Linked DNA regions of Homo sapiens: region 1 is linked to region 2. A link is an interaction called in ENCODE POLR2A ChIA-PET data of the cell type or tissue named here. Cell type or tissue: GM12878. All regions are shown on one strand. Links, peaks and the distances in the headings refer to the core of each region. The heading gives the core; the rest is flanking DNA.

Region 1 (2,923 bases), core at 241-2,740, 200 kb before region 2:
GCAGGATTTCAGTCCTGTAGAAGAGAGGGGCACTGAAGAGAGAAGAAGTTCAGGAGCACTAAAGAAAGAAGAGGGAAGATCAGCAGAAACCCAGAGTTCAGAGCTGCACCAATTGGGTGACAAAATGCTGGGTCTAGAGTTTGGTTTAGCAATTGAGGTGGGATCAAGGGACATTACTAGGCCTAAACACAAGGATATGGAAAGGCAGAGGTCAGAGAAAGAGTATGGGGCCCCAAAGCACTGTTAAGGCCACTTATTTACCCTTGCCACCTGCTGCCTTGCATTGTTACTTAAGAACCATGAAAACAGTAGAGAACCTGTACTTCTTAAGTCTCTGACCTCGAGTAGGTCACCTAAGCTCACTGAGCCTTAGATTTTACATTTGAAAAACAATAACAAGAATATGAATTACCTCTGTTGGTTATGAAATAATACGTGTACAAAGCATGGCTTGGAGTATGAGCTCATTATTACTCTTATTATTGCAACAAAAAAATTAAATTGGAAGGACTTAGAACCCTTTTTTCCTTCCATCTTCTAAAAGGGTATTTCGGTTTTACTGGGTGGGAATACAATGGAAAGAAGACATAAATTGGGCTAGGTAGAATCTACTAGAGCATAAAGACAAGGAAAAGGGAGAAAGAAAGATCCAAAGAAGACTTTTAGACCAGGCGTGGTGGCTCACACCTGTAATCCCAGCATTTTGGGAGGCCAAGGCAGGCAGATCACTTGAGTTCAGGAGTTCGAGACCAATCTGGCCAACATGGTGAAACCCTGTCTCTACTAAAAATACAAAAATTAGCCAGGCGTGGCGGCAGGCACCTGTAATCCCAGCTACTCAGGAGGCTGAGGCAGGAGAATCACTTGAACCTGGGAGGCAGAGGTTGCAGTGAGCTGAGATTGTGCCACTGCACTCTAGCCTGGGTGACCGAGTGAGTGAGACTCCATCTCCAATAATAATAATAATAATAATAATAATAATAATAATGAAAAATAAAAAGTAAAAACCCAAAGAAGACTTTGAGTAAATTTGATTTCTAAAAGAGGAAACTTCAAAAGAGAACTTTTAGCAGTATACTTTGCAGAATATTGTGTGATGTCATTTTCCCTTTGCTGCCTTCTCAAGAAAACTTCAGCAAAGACCTCTAATACTTTTTCAAGGCTTCTGGGAGTCAGATTGGGTCTGTTTTTTTAGGTGTGTCACCCTGCTGCAAATGGCCCCCAAGGGTGCCCAACCTTATTTGGGTTACATTGATGACACACACCTCCTTTGTTCTCCCCTACCTCATTCAAGGCTTAATTCCATGTAGTATGGGTAAGTGGGCACTTGTGGTTGGTAGAAATAAAATGACACTCAGAGTGGTGATAGGGTAAGGAGTCAAATAAAGATTCTGTCACAGATACTCGATACAGAAATTAAGACATTGTTTGAAAGGTATGATTTGAGTCATATGAAACCTCTTGTTTGCTTTCAGTTGAGTCTTCAAACAAATCCAGATTACAGTAGGACAAGCTGCCAGAGTGATTTCGTGATGCCTGTTCTTTAATAAAACTGGCACAGGCTGCCTTTGCTGGAAGGGTATAGAGCTGGCCTCTTAGCATTACTTCTTAACCTCTACAGTTTTATAAGACAGCATCATGATCCCTGGGAATTTTTCTGAGAATCTCTGTATGAGAGAAATGTGGGACAGTCTTATTCAAGACTTACAGAATATTTGACTCACTAAAATATCTATTTTTACAGTAACTGAGCCAAAATATTGCAAATAGAAGGCAAATTTAAGTGAGAGATCATTAATATATTACCTTAAGATTTAGAAGACAATTTAGCAATATCTATCAAAATTATACGTTTTCTTTTTTCTATTGTAGTAAAAGAAAACACATAATATTTACCATCTGAACCATTTTTAAGTGCACAGTTCAGGAGTGTTAGGTATATTCACATTGTTGTGTGTATATTTTCCTTATACATCAACATAATAAAATAATTCTATATCTAGGAATATGTCTTTCTGAAATAGTCTTGTGCAAAAGTATATGAGGAAGAATATTCATTATAGTATTTTATTTTTAAGAGATGGAACAAGCAAACTTTCATCAATAGGGGTCATATTAGAAACTCTGGATGCATTTAACGGGTCAAATACCATGCAGCTATTAAAAAGAATAAGGCAGATTTGTGTGTACTGATACAGAATGCTCCCTGGTGTATATAGTTAGATGGGAAAAAAGCAGAACAGTGTGTATAGCTTGATTCCATATATGAAAAATGGCAGGTTAGAGTGAAATGATTATATTCATGTATAGGATTATATATGCATAGAATATCTCTATGAACATACACCAGAAACTCCTTGCCTCTAGAGCACACAGAGAGTAAGGGGCAGAACTGAAAGGTTCATTCACATTTTGCCATACGGCCTCTTGTATTGCTTGAATTTTACCATGAACACAAATTACTATACTTTTTTTTTTTTTTTTTGAGACAGAGTCTCTGTCTGTTGCCCAGGCTGGAGTGCAGTGGCACCGTGTTGGCTCACTGCAACCTCCATCTCTCAGGTTCAAGCAATTCTCCTGCCTCAGCTTCCCGAGTAGCTGGGATTACAGGTGCCCACCACCATGCCCGGCTAATTTTTACATTTTTAGTAGAGACGGGGTTTCACCATGTTGGCCAGGCTGGTCTCGAACTCCTGACCTCAGGTGATCCACCTGCCTTGGCCTCCCAAAGTTCTGGGATTACAGGCGTGAGCCACCACACCTGGCCTACTGTACCTTTTTAAAAGAATAATATTTAAATGAACAAAGAAAACTTGGATAAGAAACCAAATATTCCCCCCAAAAAAAATACTGCATAACTTAATCTGTAAATTTAAAGTGTTCCCTCAAAAATCCCAGATAATTTTTTAAAAATTATACAGGC
Region 2 (2,923 bases), core at 313-2,812:
AAAAATAAAAATAAAAATAGTTTCCTACTCTGAAGGAAAACCCCTGAAGAAAACACTTGTGTCTCGTCAAACAAGTCATGATACCTTTAACACCAAATTAACAGCTAAAAATTTCCATTTGACTACACAGTTAAGTCAGAGTACATTCTCTGTTCTTAATTAACTATAAAATACCTCAGAAAATGTTATGAAAAAATATAAATACGCATACTCACCTCCCGACTTAGGAAACAAAACATTTGTAATATGATTGAAGACTCTTGCATGCCTCCTCAATAATATTCCCCTCTCTCCTCCCCCAACACCAAGAGGTAATCAATATCCTGAATTTGGTATCTGTCATTCTCATGCATTTATACAACATTAGTAATCATATGATAGTATTCCTAAACTACGTTTTGGAGAGGACACCACTGCAAATCTTCAGCTCTATACTAGCTTTTATCAGTAGCCATCAATTGCAGTTTTAATAGAAATACAAATACATCAAGTGTGCTTTTGGGTGAAACCTCACCCTTCCCTCTCCTCCTACCCCACTGCTCCTCCCAGATTCAAATTGTTAACACAGTCACATGACCAAGAACTTCAGAAAGAGTATCTATCACTCTTTTCAGCTCCCCTCTAGTAAGTGTTGGCACTTTTATTCCAACTTAACGTTAATAGTTCTGTAGTGAGAAGAGGATCATATTTAGAAATACAAAAACCAACTTAAATCCCAGCTTCGCTTTTTACTTGCTACAGGACCTTGGGCAAATCCCTTCTTCCCAAGCCTGCATTTCCTCATCTGTAGGATGGAAATAATGACCATGACGATGCCATGCTGCCTTCCAATCATAAAGGGTTGTAACTGGTAGAAAATGAAATAGTCATAATTACTTCAATGTATTTTTCATAGGTACCTGCTCCTAATTAAAAAACAAAACTTGAAACCCTTAGTAATATAATTCAGTTACCGCATTGTATAGGAAAATGAAGTCCAACCAACCAACCAGCTTATCAAAAATACAAACCAAAGTTCATCAATACAGGTTCTATACAAGCTATAGAACATGATATTATACCTTTTCATTTCATAATTCTATTGAAATTAATGCAAACTCAAGGTTAATATTAAGAAAATAGAAGATGCCTAGTTTCATTATCTAGATACTAGCTACTTATTTGGGGGACATAATTAATGTATGGTGCCTTTTTCAATGTTAATCACTTAACTTGTCTCATATACATATTTCACAACTGCAACTTTAATTTTCAAAGAATTAAAAATATGACAAGGCTGAAATCTATGTCACATAATTCATTTTGGCACTACTCTAAGTAAACAGCTATTGATAGGAGTAAAAACGAAGAAAAGTCACTAATTACTAGATCCATTTTAAGTAATAATGTATAGAATATTACAAGAGGTTCTGTTTTTAAAAGAAAAGGAATGTGGGGTATTTTGTGACAGGCCAGTAAGACAGCTGGAACAAAGCTGTTTGAGCAACAGCTGTGCACCATGTACTGTTCATCTAAAACCACAAACTAAAGTAACTCATGTCAGACAACTTCATTGGATAATCAGCTCAGCCAATGGCTTCTTTCTGAAACTCTCACTACAAAGAAATAGACACTAAATATATACTTTGCAATGATTTGAGGAAGGAGACAAAATAAACAATTGTCTCTAAATATAAAATTAAAAACTAAAAATTACAGACTAATAGTGAAACAGAAGACAAAGTTTTCCATACTATTTTCACACCTCTTAGGCTTCATAATAGTAAGGAAATAACCCAAAGACTCAAAACTTAAATTTGAATTACTAATATGCAACCTCACCATTCCTACTCCATTCTTAATTAACTTTCAAATGAATCAAAGTGCTTCGTCATAAAACATCTTCGCAGTGGTTATCAGAAATTTTTCACATTAAGTCACTTGATAATTTTAAAGTAGTTCCCTGTAGGCCAGGCGTGGTGGCTCACGCCTGTAATCCCATCACTTTGGGAGGCCAAGGCACGCAGGCAGATCGCTTGAGCTCAGCCTGAGTTTGACAACAGCCTGGGCAGCACGGCGAAACCCCGTCTCTACCAAAAAAAATACAAAAATTAGCGGGGCATGATGGTGCACGCCTGTAGTCCCAGCTACTTCCGGGGCTGAGGTGGAAGGATCGCCTCTACCCGGCAGAAGGAGGTAGCAGTGAGCCGAGATCGCGCCAATGCACTCCAGCCTGGGTGACAGAGTGAGACCCTGTCTCAAAAATAAATAAAATAAAATAAAATAAAACAAAAATAAAGTAGTCCCCTGTAATCCCAGCACTTCGGGAGGCCAAGGTGGGCAGATCACTTGAGTCCAGGAGTTCGAGAGCAGCCTGGGCAACAAGGCGAAACCCCCATCTTTACAAAAAAATACAAAAATCAGCCGGGCATGGTGGCGCACGCCTGTACTCCCAGTTACTGGAGAGGCTGAGGTAGAAGAATCACTTAAGCCGGGGACATCAAGGCTGCAGTGAGCCATGATTGTGCCATTGCACTCAAGCCTGGGAGACCCTGTCTCAAACAAAATAATTTAAAAAAAAAATTTTAAGTAGTTCACTTAAACCAACTTGTTGGCATGGAAATTCCATGCCATTATCTGAAAATAATAATTCATGTAGTACTCAAGCTACTACAATCATTAATTTAAACATCTGCAACTCGTCATTAAATTATCAGACTTAACTTTTGTTTCACATTTCCACTTTTTTATTCCAAAAACCCACAAACCTCTCTCTAACCTTAAATTCACTCCTTCCTCAAGTAAAATGTATGCCTCTGTGTACCTGCACACAAGCCTACTTGCATGGGGCAAATTTCCCTTAGTTGACACACCTTAATTTTAGAGGCAAAAAGGACAAAATTACAAATTTAATAGCCACATATCTTTTCCATGTGATTTCTGA

What was found. Peaks named below come from ENCODE experiments on the same cell type or tissue, not always from the same donor. Only the 100,000 strongest peaks of a DNase experiment are listed, where the experiment ranks them.
Region 1: POLR2A ChIA-PET joins it to region 2 with 6 read pairs; 2 of 35 experiments call an interaction of 5 or more read pairs at or near these places.

The regions. Positions count from the first base shown.
Region 1 is chr11:14,143,683-14,146,605 of GRCh38, forward strand. The region is part of intron 6 of SPON1 (spondin 1); the gene reads left to right. Among named protein-coding and RNA genes, the nearest start is that of SPON1, 180 kb to the left of the region's middle. RefSeq lists an enhancer at 1-487. In GM12878, for the core only: no CTCF peak of the experiment used is centred there; no DNase peak of the experiment used is centred there.
Region 2 is chr11:14,341,595-14,344,517 of GRCh38, forward strand. All of the region lies in intron 1 of RRAS2 (RAS related 2), which reads right to left. Among named protein-coding and RNA genes, the nearest start is that of RRAS2, 16 kb to the right of the region's middle. In GM12878, for the core only: no CTCF peak of the experiment used is centred there; no DNase peak of the experiment used is centred there; H3K4me3 peaks cover 422 bases; H3K27ac peaks cover 875 bases.